4 separate regions of the Mus musculus genome follow, and all the other regions are linked to region 1. A link is a loop called in an ENCODE intact Hi-C map of the cell type or tissue named here. Cell type or tissue: left cerebral cortex. All regions are shown on one strand. Links, peaks and the distances in the headings refer to the core of each region. The heading gives the core; the rest is flanking DNA.

Region 1 (3,930 bases), core at 856-3,355:
AATGGCCTCCATGGGCACTAGACACACGGGCAAAATGATCCTGTGCAAAATTTCAATTAAAAACAAATAAACAAAACAAAACAGACCTTTGAAAAGGGGAAAAGATGCTGGTAGTGCCTATGGGCAAATGGTTTAGCTCAAAAGACGCTTGTTGGGCGAGCAGCAGGACTTGAGGTAAGATCACTCCTGTAGGCTAGCACCCAACTCAAAAAAGCTGGAGGGGCACGGAGCCGCATTCCCAGTGCTAGAAAAGTACAAGGACCTACGTGGCCTGCTGGCCCAGCCAAATGGTGAGGTCCTGTCTGAAACCATGAAGTGACAGGGACAGCCCAGACCCAAAATAGCCAAAGGAACCAAGGATTCAAAAGGAGCTTCAAAGTCAAAGCTTAGGCTCTAACATGGGGAAAACAGGTACATTAGCAAGCACTGGAGTCGGGCGAGAGTGGGAACCCAGAAACCTGCTCTACCCAGATAAACGTCCTCAAGGCTGGAGCCTATAGATTCCTCACATTAGTTTATCGGCTTCTCACTCTTAGCCATCTTTCAAGAAATAAGCCAGGCATGGTGACTCACATCTCAAATCCTGGCAATCTGAAAGTGGAGGCAGAAGGATGGGGATCAAAGACAGCTTCAGCTTCATAAAGAGCTGGCCAGCCTGGACCATGCCAGACCCTGTTTCACAACAAAACAAAACAACCCCCACAAACATACAAAAGGATTAAGTCAAACAATGGTGACATCAAATGACGACCTCTTGAAATATTGTAAGTTCTAAGTTGACAACTATATTGGGGCGCTGAATTTTCATGGTAGTTCAAAAGCAATTGTTTGGGAGTACATGTCTGTAGGACCAGCACCGTGAAAACTGAGAAGAACCAAGAGTTCAATTTCAGCCTGAACTACATAGAGAGGCCCTGTCTCGTTTAAAAAAAAAAAAAAAAAAGTGGTGTTCTTAGGCCCTTTGGCCCTTGGTATTAGCCACACCAACACATGAAGGAACTGGCTCAAGTGAAGTTGAAACGGCAGAGGAACACATGCTATCAACTGTCAAAAAAGATTTTAGGAATCTGGCTCCTGTGCAGGTAGACAGAAACAATGCCTTTAAAAAGCCAGTCACCATAGAAGAAATCATGAAGTAAGCGGCCAAACGAACAATGTGAAAAAGCAATGGTCCAGGGTACCGACCTAGTAAAAGGAAGCAGGTTGGTAATGTGCTTGGGTCCGATGGCAATGCCTTACTACGGAAACCATTGGGAACACAGCAACTGGTCAACCCTGGAAACCCTTGGCCAGGAAACTGGAATGCCCCCAGATAGTCCTGTTCGTCCTGCCCTCCACCAACCCCCAGGTGCAAGGGCTTGCCGCAGAAACGGACTCCCCAAATGGTCCCCCACTGTAGAGGAAACAAGATCGTTGTAACCGGGAGACCTCGCGCCCTGGCCGGGGACACGATCGCCCTTACCTTCCTCGCTCACGTCGTCTACGAAATCCTCGGGGTCGCTGAAGGAGGGCTCATCTGCCTCTCCGTTCTCCAGAGCCCGCGGCTCCGCCTCAGCCGCGCTCCCATCAGACCCGCCCTCCTCCTCCGCTCCAGCCGAGGGGTGCCCCCGGGCCTGCTCGCCAACGGCCTCTGCCTTCCCGGGAGCAGAGGGCTCCTGCGACGGGGACCGCTCCGCCGACTGCGGCGTGGGCGAGGCGGCCGGACTCGTCGCCGTTTCCTCTTCGGATTGGGCCGCCGGCTTGGCCCTCACTTCGGGCTCCGGTCCGGCCTCGGCGTCTTCTTCGGCGTCTTCCGTCTGCCCCACTTCGGACCCCCCAGACCCTGCCGCCTCGTCCGTCGGCGGCGACTCGGAGGCCGGCTGCTGCCTCGCGGGCTCAGCCCGCTCCTCGGCCGCCTCGGGCACCGCCACGTTCTCAGCGTCCTGCATGGGCCCGCGCTGCTTCTCACCCGGCTCGGCCGCCCTGCTTCCGACTCCCAGAAGTCACCGCGCGCCGCTAGCGCGGAGCCATGTGCGTGCAGCGATGGGATCGTACCAAGATGTGGCTCGGGGGAGACACCCACGCCCTCATTCCTCACGATCAGCCCGAGAAAACTCAGATATGCATAAAAATCTAGAAACAATTAAAATAATAAGTTTCAAGATATGCAAGTTTATTTATAGCCCAAAAGGTTTTTTAAGGTAGCAAATAAATTCACAAGGATATGTGGCTCCCCCATTCTAGCTAAGAAATAGTTGCGTCCAAGATGGTAGAAGTTCCTTTGCCTCTCCCAGCGGGCGCTACGGGGAAGGACTGTACTATCTGGGGAGCATCAAGTGGATTCTCAAATGATTAACACGCGTAACTGTATGAAGACAAAATATGTGACCATAAAATAATGCCAAGACAACTGAAAGCTCCACACATGATTCTTTGTAAGCTTTGCTTTTAATCAGACAGACTGCTTGACTGACATGACTGGCTTCGCTCCCCCGTAAGGTCTTGCATTTTAGACCGGTCCACTGACGGGGCAAAAGAACGAAGGGTTCCAAAATTACGCGAGGAGCTCGCCGACAACCAGGGGCCGCCAACACACACAAGAATGACTGCCCGCACAATGCAGAGTCGTGTGATGAGCGGCTTTAATCTCAATGGCCATCCTCACTGCAGCGGCTCGCAATTTAGCGTTGGCCCCAGACGTGAAAGTCACTGTGATTCTGTCTGCCGGTGACTGCGGTCTTCACGCGCGGGAGAGCGCGATCACGTGGGCCAGCGTGGGGTGGACGGGACGGAACCTTCGTGGAGTGACCAGGGGGACCCCAAGAGTGGTTTGCTTGAAAAGATAGTCAAGATTTTTGATACTTCCAGTTCAAAGTTTCGAAAATCTTAATAAGAACTAGTTGAGGGGACTAAGAGCTTAAGAACACAAGTTTCGCTCTCAGTACCCATATGGTAGTTTACAACCATCTCTTAACTCGAATTTTTTTTTATGCGTATCAGTGTTCTGCCAGCAAGTCTGTCTGTGCACCGTGTACAAGCGGAGGCCGAAAGAAGGCATCGTATCACGCGCAGGACTTAGAGTAGACAATTATGAACCGCATGTCGTTGCTGGCAATAGAACCCAGGCTCTCTAGAAGAGCAGGCAATGCTCTGAACTGTTGAGCCTAATTTAAAAGACAAAACAACAACAAAAACAGTTGAGTCACCTCTCTGGTCCCAGATCATTCCTAAGAAAAAACAAACAAAACTTTCCTTTTTTTTTTTTTTTAAAGGACCTGTTAGTTGACCAGGAAGCATAGACTTGGAATCCCAGCACTGGGGAGACTGAGGCAGAAAGATCATGCCAGCCTGTGCGATATAAAGACTAAACCACAAAACATGTGAACACGGGCTGATGGATAAGTTAGTACTGGGCTGGCTGAGGTTTTTTTTTTTTTTAAGATTTATTTATTTATTTATTTACTACATGTAAGTACACTGTAGCTGTCTTCAGACCCTCCAGAAGAGGGGTCAGATTTCATTACAGATGGCTGTGAGCCACCATGTGGTTGCTGGGATTTGAACTTCAGACCTTCGGAAGAGCAGTCGGGTGCTCTTACCCACTGAGCCATCTCACCAGCCCCTGGCTGAGTATTTATGATCTACTCAGAAGTATTTATGATCTACTCATCATTTCTTGCTGTTAATCCTGACAATTGAGTTCTATCCTGCAAACTCATATTGTAGACGGAGAGAACTGACTGGGGCCAGGGGCGCTGATGTGCTAGGTACCCACTAAGTAAATTAATTTACTTTTTTTGTTTGTTTGTTTTGTTTTAAGAGACAGGGTTTCTCTGTGTAGCCCTAGCTGTCCTGGAACTCACTTTGTAGACCAGGCTGGCCTCGAACTCGCCTGCCTCTGCCTCCCGAGTGCTAAGATTAAAGGCATGCACCAGCCTGGCTAAAGGATAC
Region 2 (3,930 bases), core at 660-3,159, 87 kb before region 1:
CATCTAAGTGTGAGCATCCCTTCTGCCTGCCCCTCTTCTCTTCTCTTCTCTCGGGTTTTCCCAGACTCTGAGCCCAAGCACGCGTGCCTTGTGCTGGAGGTCCTCAATGTCACAGATTCTTAGCGTCTACAAACCACACACTTTCCCACGTCTCCTCCACCACCCAGTGCAGTGGGGGTGGGGACCAGCAGGAACCTGGCTGCTGCTCCCAGACTTGCATTGCTTCTTTCTTCTGCCCAGTTCTTACTGAATCGTACAGAGAGCCTCACTGCCCAGAGAAGCCCTGGGGGAACTCTGGCTCTGCACCACCTCCCCTAACCACTGAGCCACACCCACAATGTCATGCACTGCATCTCCCTACACCCCAAGCTTCCCTGCCCTTCCCTCTAGCATCACGAGTTTACCTCTGACAGACCTGGTCCTGGTTCCCATCACACCTCAACTGCAATCTCCAGCAATGGAACCTGGTCTCCAGCAGGGCATAAGGCTCTTCTCAAGCAGAAATCCGTCCTCCCAGAGCTGGGAGAATGGCCGAGTCGGTACAGTGCTTGCCACGCAAGCACACGGACCTCAGTCCAGATCCCCAGAACCAATTAAGTGCTGTGTGCCTGAAACCCTAGGCCAGCCAGCCTTGCCAATTGGTGAGCTCTAGGCCAGTCTGTTTAAGAGCAAGGACATGGCATTCCTGAGGACGACACCCAACGTTATTCTCTGACCTCCAATGCACCTGCATACACACATGGACATGCACACAACTCCTTGCCCGCCCCTCCAGAAACTAGTCTTTCCCCCACAGGCCCCACCCCTCATGAGCACAGCAACTCAACGTCTCCTGAATTAGCTGCTTCCAGTCTTCAATGCTAAGGGTTTCTTTTGTTTGGTTTCTTTGAGACAGGGTTTTATGTAGCCCAGGCTAGACTTCAACTGTAGACCCTCCTGCCTTCACCTCTTGGGGATTACAGGTACGTGCCACCTTTCCTGGCATTCTCTTTGCATACCGCAAACGTCTTTCATACACTTGGCACTCAAGTGGCCCTGAACCAGGACGACCTGAGCTACCCAGGGCCCATGGTTCCCAGCATTCCACCCAATATGGTGGTTTGCCCTTACAGCAGGAAACTGAAGATGCAGACCCACGAAAGCGACATGACAATACGGGTACAAGCAAGCTCAGCCCCAGATCCTAGCAAGGAAATTAAACATGAAGGTACAGGCAGGCCCTTTTGTAATTTTTGTGTTGTTTTGTTTTAAGTCTGAGTCTTACCCTGTAGCCCAGGCTGGCCTGAACCTCACTATGCGGCCCAGGCTGCCCTCAAACTCACAGCAATCTTCTTGCCTAAGCTCACAAGAACTGGCACCACGCTCCACCTTAGGCAACTCGCTCCACCTTAGGCAACTCGCGAAGTTGCAGTATCATACCCAGCACATAGCAGTTTCCCAACAATCTTTTTTCTCTCCTTCACACCCGGAAACAGGGCCCTAACTCATGTTACCTAGGCTGGAGCCACACGGTGCTGTCCCAGCAATGGAAGGCTCACAGCCCCGTTCTCCCCCGAGGGTGACATTCCCACTCAATTCCGGGGCTCCCAGCGCAGCGTGGGATTATAAAATAAATAATTTAAGAAGGGTGCAAACATTACAGCTCTCTGTGCGACAGCTAGGCGGATGTGCGGAAGGAACCCAAGGTCTGCCAGCGATGTCTTCGTGGCCAGAAGCCCAAAGAGAAGATAGGTCCTACTGTTAGCCACTAATGCGCGGCTTCCTGTGGCCCACCAGGCATGAGGCTGCTGCTGGGGGCACCCGCAGCAATGCACAGGGCAGGAGGATGCTCAGTAGACTGGGGTGAGATGTGGGGCCAGTGCTTGCTCGGTACAAAACCTGGCTTCGGAGACAGCCTCCTGCAAGGTCTGGCCGGGACACTGCAGCACAACAGTCTCTGAACAATTGCTTTCTCGCCTGGACACCCAAACAGCCAGAGGCAAAACTGGGAAGGTGTTTTCCCAACCTCCGAGCCAGCCGCTACTACTGCAAAGGAGGTCGGCCAAGTGGCCACACCTTCCTCCACGCATTCTGCAGGGCTGCACAAGAAGATGGCTCAGAGAAGGTGCACGCTTGGCTAAGGTTACACAGCCAGCTGGACAGAACTGGGATTCGAACCCGGGACCACGTGGGAGCTGCCTAAGCCAGGCAGAAGGAGGTACCAATCTGCATCGCCAAACCATGGACCATCGCCCCACCCTAGGACTCGGGACTCCTACGCACCCCTCGCTCTGCTCGAGCCTGCGCTCCTCACCTAGCGCCCGCCACAGTCACCGCCGCTGCTGCTGTTGCTGGTGATGCTGATTCTGCAGCCGAAATCGCCTCCTCCCGCTAGCAGCCCCGCCCGAGGCGCGGCTCCGCCCCCAGGCAGACCTCCCTCCATCCTCTCGCGAGAGCTAACGAGCGGGACTACGCCCGTTCTGGATGCGCTTGCGCACTTCTCCCCGTTCCTGCCCTCGCCAGCCAGTGCCATGTGGCACCTTATTTACGGCCAGAGATTGGTCCCACCCACCATCCCTGAGCGTCCCGCCCCTTTTGCAGCAACCAATCCGGAGTGGGGGCGTGGCTGATCTCAAGGGGCGTTGCCTGTCTCGCAGTTTGAACTTGCAACGTGGGCTGTGCAAGCTGACAATCCTGTCAGAGTTTATGGGGCTTAAGAGAGACCATGCAGGTAAAGCTCTTAGTGAGAGCCAGGCATGGTGCAAGCTGTCACCGCAGCTACTTGGCAGGGGGGAGGGAGGAACGGGAGGGGCTGAGGCAGTAGGATAGGAAGTTCCAGGTTAGCCGTACTTAATGAGAGCCTGTCTCAAAAACAAACAAACAAACAAACAAACAAGGTATGGGGAGAGGATTCAGTGGGTAAATGAGGTGCTCGCCTCACAAAGGTGAGAAACTGTGGTCAGATCCACAGAACCTGTGAACAGCCCATGCTCGTGAGCCAGGCTCCGTGGTGCTTGCCTGTATGGCAAGACCGGGAGGCAGAGAGAGAGTCTGGAGCTTGCTGGCTCCCTAGCCCTCTCTATATGGTGAAGTTTCAGACAAAAGAGAAGCTCTGTCTCAAACAGAAGTTGGAAGGTGCCTGAGGTTGTCCTCTGAGTCCCACATATCACACATGAGGTGCACACATGCACCTGCAAAAGAAAGCTAGCGTGGTGACGCACACTTAACATCCCAGCACTGAGCTGCCTTCCCAAAGCAGGGGACTGGTTCCGAGCCAACGGGCTCTCCCAGTGCCTAGGGTTAGAAGCCTCTTTCTGTAGCAGTATGACACAGAATGGCAGAGGACAGAACCTAGGAAGATTTATTATATTCTGGTGGCAGATGATCCCATCTTACTAACTAGGATTCAAAACCTACAGCTGAGTCCCCTGGGTTGCCATGTGTGCGTGTGACCTGCTCAGGCTGCTCTAACTGTAACACAGACCCAGCCTCAACTATGGACAGCTCTTTTCCTAGGGTTCTGCAGGCCAGATGCCAGGAGTTGAGGTAGCAAGCAGGCTGGTTCTTGCAGAGAGCCCTGCAGGAGCATCTTCCAGCCCTTCTCTTTACCTCCCTTTTGCGTACTTCAGCCCAGATTTCCATTTTCATAAGGGCACAGCCAGACAAGATCAGGACTATCCCATGACCTCATTTCATTACCATTCTCCTGGCTCAGTCTCCAAATAAGGTCATCTCTAAGGCACTAGGAGCTAGAGCACCAACATCTCTTTCCTTTTGGGGCTGGAAGATAGAACACAATTCAATCTATAACTGTAAGTTCGAGGGCTCAGGTGTGGTTCAGGGGGGGTAGAATGCTTGCTCTGCCCTGGGCTCCATCTCTATCAATGTATAAACAAGGCATGATGCCACACATCTGCAACCCCAGCATTCAGGAATTGTAGGCAGTAGGAT
Region 3 (3,930 bases), core at 486-2,985, 87 kb after region 1:
AAACTCCTGTATTCCAGCTGGAGAGATGGCTGCTCAGTGGTTAAGAGCACTGGCTGCTCCTCCAGGGGCACCAAGTTCAATTCCCAGCAACCACATGGTGGCTTGCAATTGTCTGTAATTCTAGCTCCTGGGGATATGGCCCCCTACACAAACATACATGGAGGCAAAGCATCAATGAACATAAAAAATAAATATTTTTTAAAAGCTATACACCACCTCTGGATGGTTTTTTAAAATATTTATTTGTTTGTTTGTTTGTTTATTATATACACTGTAGCTGTCTTCAGACACTCCAGAAGAGGGCATCAGATCTCATTACGGATGGTTGTGAGCCACCATGTGGTTGCTGGGATTTGAACTCAGGACCTTTGGAAGAGCAGTCAGCGCTCCTAACCGCTGAGCCATCTCACCAGCCCCCCAAAATAAATATTTTTAAAACCCTATACGTTCTCGAATAAAAAAATCCAACAACCCTATATGTGCACAATATAAGTTAAAATTTAAAAACAGAATAAGAAGAAAGGGAAAGAAAAGGGACCCGGAAGCTTAGGCCTGGTGCTGAGGTAAGTCAGGAGAAGAAGTGGGCTTAGCATTGGCCTGTGTTCTGACTTGCCTGTGCCTGAGCCTCTGGCTTCCTGACTCAGCAAAGTCAGCCATCTCTTATTAAGCACCGGCTGTATACAGCTGTCTTTCATAGCCACAGGATATCCACAGGATATCTTTCATATCCACAGATACCAGGATACCTTACCCTTCCATGGATACTGGGATTAAAGTATGATGAAATCACTTCTTTGAAATGGCATATTTGCCTGTAACTTACAGACATCCTCCGGCCCACTTTACATGCAAACTATGTAAATTGTTTTCATGTAGGGAGTGATGACAAATGTCCTCACATTCCATACAGATGAGTGATTTGTTTTGCAAGGATTTTAAACGAGACAGAGTTGTGCCATGTTCTCCATTCTGGACTTAAACTCACAATCTTCCCGCTCAACCACCTGAGTGTAGAATGACAGGCGTGCACCAGCGTGCTCAGCTCCTTGTCTCAGTGAAATGAGCAGTGAGGACATAGATTGGAATCAGGTAGAATGGGTGTGGCTATGGCTCTGTTGATTGGCATTGCTTCAAACAGAGTCCCCATACTGTTTCCCTTTGCAATGGAAATGGGAGTGGGTGGGTAGGGGAGTGGGGGGGAGGGTATGAGGGACTTTTGGGATAGCATTGGAAATGTAAATGAGGAAAATACCTAATAAAAAAAGTAAAAAAAAAAAAAAAAAGACTAAGAACAGAGTTTAAGACTTACTTTCTTCGTTTCTGAGGCGAAAACTAGTGCTCCGAGGTCAAATGGCAGAGCCTAGAAGCAAACAAGGGTGTCCTGGTAGCTGTGATAGGTGGTAAATCGGATGTGTGTCAGGGAACTTTGGACAACCTTTGGTCTGAATTGAGGTCAAGTGTTGCAGGTGTTGGAGACAATGCACATGGAGTGCAGAGCCCAGAACCTGCCTGCAGGGGGCACTCTGCAAATGCCGTTCCCTAGCCTCCCCTCCCAGGGGCTATGGCCGGTACAGACAGGCTGCAAACTGCCCATGCATCAGCTTACCGCCCAGGTCCCCTCTCCCTCTCATTTCTGCTCCCTACTCTCTGTAGTTTCCCTGGTCTTCCCGACCTCAGGCCTGCCCAGTACCCCAGTTTTCCTGGTGGGTTTGAAGCTGCTCTCTAGTCCTTCTACCCCTTCTCTCCCCAGATTTTCCCTGGCACCCCACTCCCGACCTCCAGCGTCTCTCCCGCACCCAGATCTCATTCGCCCGGGACCATCCATACCTTCGCGCCCCAGCCAAAGTTTCCCGGGGCGGAGCCTCGCGTTGGAAGCGAGGGCGGGACTTCCGGCGGCGGGAGGAAACCACCAGCAAGCAGCAATGGCCGGGTGAGTGAGTTACGGCGTCTGCCTGCGCTAAAAGGACGTCTTTGCATACAGGAACGGAGTGGATGACAGTAGTAGGGAGCTCAGTGAATTGTGTTGCAGAGGGGTGCTGGCGACCTCCGTCCCGGGGAGCGGGACACGGGTGTACGATGTTTATTCATGTACAGACGTGAGTGAGTGAGGCTTGCAACATAGAAATAGGTGTATGGGCTCCGTGGATAAAGCTGTGCATTCGGGAGGATTGGGGTTCGGATCCCCAGAGCCTACAAAATACTGGACATGTGTGCTGACCAAATGTAACCCCAGTGCTGGGGAGGCAGAGAAAAGGGGTCCCTGGAGAAAGCTGGCGAGATAGACTGGCAGGTTGGCGACCTTACATCAATACATAAGGTAGAGAGCAAGCGAAGGGGACGTCCCTTCTCTACTTTGGACCCCCATACACAGGCAGACACATGTGCACATACATGCTAATACACATGCGTGCATGCATATCGCACATACATATGCAGAAACAAAAAGGTTGAACCAAGACTTTCTTGCCTCTCTGTGTAATGCCCACCCGCTAACTCTTTTTTCGTCATTTCAGGCATCTGAAGCTGGTAGGCGTTCCCCTTAAGGTTCGGAGGTTACACACAGCAGTGTGTCACTACAGGGGCCGGACCGGCGCTGAGCACCTGTGGCTCACGCGGCATCTAAAGGATCCGTTTGTGAAGGCCGCAAAGGTGGAGAGTTACCGCTGCCGCAGTGCCTTCAAACTCCTGGAGATGAATGAGAAGCATCAGATCCTGAGGCCCGGTCTCCGGGTGCTGGACTGCGGGGCAGCTCCGGGAGCCTGGAGTCAGGTGGCAGTGCAGCGCGTCAATGCCACAGGCGCAGGTGGGACCTGCTGGACTCCCAGCTCCTCTGACTACTGCTAGTGAGCAGCTCTTACCTAGAGACATTGTTTGAGGCTCTTTCTAAGTAGGTTTAGAGATGAGAGTTACAGAAATACGACACAGGCTGGGTACAGGACACAGCTGCTAAGTAAAGTCAGGCCCCGCAGGCCTACGAGGTGGAGGCAGGATTAGAAGTTCAGGGTCATCCCAGCTACATGGTATGTCTGTACTAGAGAAAAAAAAAAGGGCAGAGGTAGGGGGTTGGGAAGGGAGCACAGGGTGGTGGTGATGCTATGAAGATGGGTTAGTCAGCAGTGGTTCTCACTCTGGGCTGTGACCCACTGGCTTGGTGGTTGAATGGTGCATGCCGGTAAGGCTGACAAGCTTGAGTTCTCGCCCCAGGATTTACACTGTGGACGGGAGAATTGACACCAGAAAGTTGCTGTGTGGACTCCACAAATGTGCCGTGGCGTGTGCTCACTTGCTTATATACCCTCTCACATACATGATTAAATAAGCAAAATGTTTAAAAAAGAACAAAGAAGAAAACCACAGGAGTTGGCGGACAGCCTGGGTTCGCACTATGTCCCTTTCTCTAAACAAAACAAAAAGCCCCAGAAAACTAAACAATAATGGCTTCCTTTGCTTTCTGTTGCTGTCATAAGCACCATAACCAGACACTGTGAGTAGGAAAAGGTTTCCACCTGGGCTGGGGGTCTGGGCCCTGTAAGAAAGCAGGCTCTTCGAGCCAGGGGAGCAGGCAGGCTGTGCGAGCCAGGGGAGCGGGCCAGTCAGCAGCACCCTCCATGGCCTGTGCATCAGCAGCTCCTGCCTCCAGGCTCCAGCCTTGATTGAGTTCCTGTTCTGGCTTCTTTCAGTGACAGTGATATGGATGTGTAAGTCACGTAACCCCCTTCTTCTCCAACTGGATTTTTGGTTATGGTGTTTCATCACAGCAGTAGAAACTCCAAGACAGCAGGGTTTGGGGACAGGACTACTAATGTGTCCCTGAAGCCTAGGAGCTCTTGGAGGTCCCACTGGGGCCACTGGATTCCTTACTCTGGGAATGTGATAGGCTGTGTACTGTGTGTGTGTGTGTGTGTGTGTGTGTGTGTGTGTGTGTGAAAT
Region 4 (3,930 bases), core at 743-3,242, 98 kb after region 1:
TGTTTCTCGGTTTGAACCCAAAACACAACATTCATCTCAAAAGGGATGAGAGAAATTTTTATCTTTATTTGTTTTGAAAGATTTATTTATTTTATGTGAGTATACTGTTGCTGTCTTCAGACACATTACAGACAGATTACAGCTGGTTGTGAGCCACCATGTGGTTGTGGGGAATTGAACTCAGAATCTCTGGGAGAGCAGTCAGTGCTCTTAACGGTTGAGCCATCTCTCCAGTCCATTTTATTATTATTATTATTTTCTTCTAGATCGGGTTTCTCTGTGTAGCCCTGGTTGTCCAGGAACTTGCTTTGTAGCCCAGGCTGGGCTCGAACTCACAGTGATACTCTTGCCTCAGCCTCTGAGTGCTGGGATTAAAAACATGTGCCACTACCAACCAACTGGAGGGATTGTTTATTCAAGCCAAAAATGAATGACTATGTCCCATAAATACAGACTTAGGTTACCCTATATTCCACATTCCAGTCTGGAAGCAATGAGGAAGTTTTTATAGTAACAGAACAAAGTCATGAGTCAGGGCACCTTAAAAATACATTGGTGGGGGCCAGGTGGTACACTCCTTTATTCTTAGCACTTGGGAGGCGGGCAGAGGCAGGTGGGTCTCTGTAAGTTTGAGGCTAGCCTTGAGTTCCAGGACAGCCAGGGCTACACAGGGAAACCCTGTCTTAAAAAAACCCCAAACAAGGGGCTAGAGAGATGGCTCAGCCGTTAAGAGTACTGACTGCTCTTCCAAAGGTCCTGAGTTCAAATCCCAGCAACCACATGGTGGCTCACAACCATCCGTAATGAGGTCTGACTCCCTCTTCTGGAGTGTCTGAAGACAGCTATAGTGTACTCAAATGTATTAAATAAATAAATTGTTTATTATTTATTAATATTATTTATTAATATCAATAAATAAAATTATTTAAAAAACCCAAAACAAAAACAACCAAACAACCAAAGCAAACCAAGCCATTGGTGGTGGGCCAGAGAAATGGCTCAGGTTAAGATCACCAGGTTCAGTGCTCAGCACACACATGTTGGCTCACAGACATCTAACTCCCGTTCCAGAGGCTCTGCTGACCTCATCTGGTCTCTATGGACATCATGCATGCACATGAAACACCCATACACAAAATAAAATAATAAAACATAAAAAACCGGCCTGTTGGAAGATTTAAGTAGGCAGTTACACCAAAGAGAAATACCAGCTATATGCTTCTGATGCTGTCCGGGGGATTTTGGTTGGTAGAAACCGGGTTTTAATTTATTCCAAGAGGTTTTTATTCATTAGTCACAACACGTTAGAGCTGACGCAGAGGCAGGAAAGCAACGGGTAGGAAGGAGGCTAAAGACATAGCCCCTAGACAAATTTCATCAGGCTCTGGACCCGCAACGTGAAGGACTTCTTCCCAGGACTTCTCATTCACAAAAGAAAGAAAGTGAAACAAGCTAACCAATCAAAACAGTGCCCAAACAAAACAACCTGTGTATACAAAGTGGCAAGATTCAGAGGCAACGCAACTTTCCAAAACTTTGTTCCCTTTCCGAGCGTGCCCAGCAGTTGTGCGGCAAGCCTTTAATTCCAGGGAGGCAGAGGCAGGCACGGGTGGATCTTTGTGAGTTCGAGGCTACACAGAGAAACATTGTCTCAAAAACAAAAACAAACAAACCTTTCCTCCTGCGCGGTGCTATTCCATACATTACGGCGCACCCCGGGGCAGTGGAAGAGCGCCCTGCGGGACAGGCAGCCGGGCCCAGTTTGGTTCCGGGTCCCCTGGCGGGACTGCGGTTTGTTCTCAGGCTACGCCCGTGGAGCACATATTTAATTCTTTACGGGCCGTTTTCTCAGATCTCGCGAGACCCCGGCGGAAGTCTCGCGATATATAGACACCGGCGGAGAGGAGGGAGATCTGAGCGGCTGCTGCAGCACCGGGCTCCTCAACTGAGGTAAGGGACCCGGTGGCGGGATCTGCGAGCGCCCCAGGCGCCTCGCGCCCTGCCCGACCGTAACGAGGCCACGGGAGGGAGCTGTCTGCTGCCATCGACACGCATGCATTCTGAGTCGGTCCTGTCGCGCGCCTTCCCTTTGCCGGGTCCCCCGTGTCTCCCTCCCGGGGCCGCTCTGGACGGTCTCCCACCCCGGTGTCCCGCTGCAGAGCCTGGGGTGGCGGGCCTGGACCGGGACCGGGACGGGGGCGGGGGCGGAGGGGACAGCGTGGCCCACTGTGGGCTGAAGGGCTCCCGGGGTTGGAGTCGGTTATTTTGTAGGTCCCAGGGATCGAACTCAGGTTGACCAGTCTTGGTGGCAAGCCCCGGTGAGCGCTGAGTCGCATGTCAGGCCCACTGTGTGTGTGTGTGTGTGTGTGTGTGTGTCTGTCTGTCTGTCTGTCTGTCTGTTTGTTTTTGGCAGTACTGTTGATTGACCAAGGAACTTATGCATTCTACCACTGAGCTATGTCCCCAGTCCTTTTAAAAATTAATTAATCGGCTAATTAATTGATTTGTGTGTGTTTGCATATATATACCAGGCTTCCTGTCGAGGTTGGAGGATAACTTAATTCTCTTCTTCTTCCATATGGGTCCTAAAGATGGAACCTTGCTTGTCTTGTCTTGCCCTAAAGTGCCTTTACAGATTGAGTTGTTTTCAGTCCCCATTCTCGCAGAGCAGTACGCTAAGCAGTCACCTACTCTGCTGCCTCCTCAGCCCAATCCTTACTTTTTCTTCTTAATTTTTATTCTGTGATGGGGCTTCCCAAGTTTTCCGGGCTGATCTTGAACTTGCCACCAGCCCTTGAATTTGTCTCAGCCTTCTGAGTACCTGGGATGACAGACCTGTGTCACCAAGTGCTAGGTTCTCAGGCTGTCCCTTGGCTGAAACCAGAAAGAAGGTGTGTGTGTCCCTGTTAACTCAGGAGCCATCCAGAGCAGCTGGTGTCCTGGAAAGTCTGCTGTCTGGAAGTTCAGGGTTCTTGTGGAGAGGGTACAACTTGAGGTGGCGCTTTAGTTACCTGTGTGGTGTCGTGGCTTCTGAAACCGCAGCCCTTCATTCTTGTGTGTTAATGGCAGAGTTCTTGTGTTGGTCCGAAGAGGGAGGACAGAAAGTGTGTCTTGGTGAGCAAAGGCCCACTTCTCCCACTGTGCCTGTTGTCCACCTGGCCACTAGCTTCGCTTTGTCATATGTGTAATTGGGGTGCACACCACGGTTCTTGTAAGTGGGAAATTCAGAAGAAATTTCTGCAAAGTTACCCCCCCCCCCCACACACACCCGTTTTGAGATTGGGTCTAGCTGTATTTTTAGGTTTTTGTATAACCCAGGCTGGCCCATGACTTGTGATCTTGCCTCAGCCCCTCACATACATTCCTCTTCTCAAGGACCTTTCTCCAACTGAGAAATGCTTAGACTCCTGTACTGGCTGGTTTTGTGTGTCAGCTTAACACAGCTGGAGTTATCACAGAGAAAGGAGCTTCAGGTGAGGAAATGCCTCTGTGAGATCCACTGTGGGGCATTTTCTCAATTAGTGACCAAGGGGGGAGGGCCCGTTGTGGGTAGTGCCATACTGGACTGGTGGTCTTGGGTTCTATAAGAAAGCAAGCTGAGCAAGCCAGGGGAAGCAAGCCAGTAAGTCACATTCCCTCCATGGCCTCTGCATCAGCTCCTGCTTCCTGACCTGCTTGAGTTCCAGTCCTGACTTCCTTTAGTGATGAACACATGTTTGGAGGTGTAAGCTGAATAAACCCTTTCCTCCCCAACTTGCTTCTTGGTCATGATGTTTTGTGCAGGAATAGAAACCCTGACTAAGACAACTTCTTTGCTGCAGACTCTCTCCAACACCTTACCTGGTCTTTCAGTCTAACCTGGCGTGACATATATTCAGCCTCTCCATTCTGTCCCCAGTGGGTTGTGAAGGAGTTTAGACAGCTACTGAG

The links. A loop is a pair of places that touch in the nucleus more often than their neighbours do. Peaks named below come from ENCODE experiments on the same cell type or tissue, not always from the same donor. Only the 100,000 strongest peaks of a DNase experiment are listed, where the experiment ranks them.
Region 2: a loop joins it to region 1, with 4 times the contacts of the local background. A loop is called at or near these places in 8 of 42 quality-filtered maps.
Region 3: it touches region 1 in a loop (2.1-fold over the local background); 19 of 42 quality-filtered maps call a loop at or near these places.
Region 4: it touches region 1 in a loop (3-fold over the local background); 16 of 42 quality-filtered maps call a loop at or near these places.

The regions. Positions count from the first base shown.
Region 1 is chr5:140,417,359-140,421,288 of GRCm38, reverse strand. Eif3b (eukaryotic translation initiation factor 3, subunit B) reads right to left here and starts at 1,984. Exons shown (of 19, transcript NM_133916.2): 1 at 1,463-1,984. The coding sequence starts at 1,928. In left cerebral cortex, for the core only: a CTCF peak has its summit at 2,381; DNase peaks (open chromatin) are centred at 2,026, 2,291 and 2,477; H3K4me3 peaks cover 2,495 bases; H3K27ac peaks cover 2,208 bases.
Region 2 is chr5:140,504,060-140,507,989 of GRCm38, reverse strand. Chst12 (carbohydrate sulfotransferase 12) reads right to left here and starts at 2,381. Exons shown (of 2, transcript NM_021528.3): 1 at 2,294-2,381. Gm38728 (a long non-coding RNA gene) reads left to right here. Exons shown (of 5, transcript XR_001785006.2): 4 at 1-9. In left cerebral cortex, for the core only: a CTCF peak has its summit at 1,671; DNase peaks (open chromatin) are centred at 1,585 and 2,445; H3K4me3 peaks cover 1,844 bases; H3K27ac peaks cover 1,141 bases.
Region 3 is chr5:140,329,853-140,333,782 of GRCm38, reverse strand. It overlaps Mrm2 (mitochondrial rRNA methyltransferase 2), which reads left to right and starts at 1,885. Exons shown (of 3, transcript NM_026510.1): 1 at 1,885-1,930; 2 at 2,514-2,803. The coding sequence starts at 1,923. Nudt1 (nudix (nucleoside diphosphate linked moiety X)-type motif 1) reads right to left here and starts at 1,923. Exons shown (of 5, transcript NM_008637.2): 1 at 1,828-1,923; 2 at 1,310-1,360. In left cerebral cortex, for the core only: a CTCF peak has its summit at 1,529 (motif pointing right); DNase peaks (open chromatin) are centred at 1,557 and 1,921; H3K4me3 peaks cover 1,373 bases; H3K27ac peaks cover 824 bases.
Region 4 is chr5:140,319,527-140,323,456 of GRCm38, reverse strand. Mad1l1 (MAD1 mitotic arrest deficient 1-like 1) reads left to right here and starts at 1,905. Exons shown (of 18, transcript NM_010752.3): 1 at 1,905-1,950. It also overlaps a transcript of Nudt1 not described here. In left cerebral cortex, for the core only: a CTCF peak has its summit at 1,983 (motif pointing right); DNase peaks (open chromatin) are centred at 1,106 and 1,851; H3K4me3 peaks cover 1,372 bases; H3K27ac peaks cover 984 bases.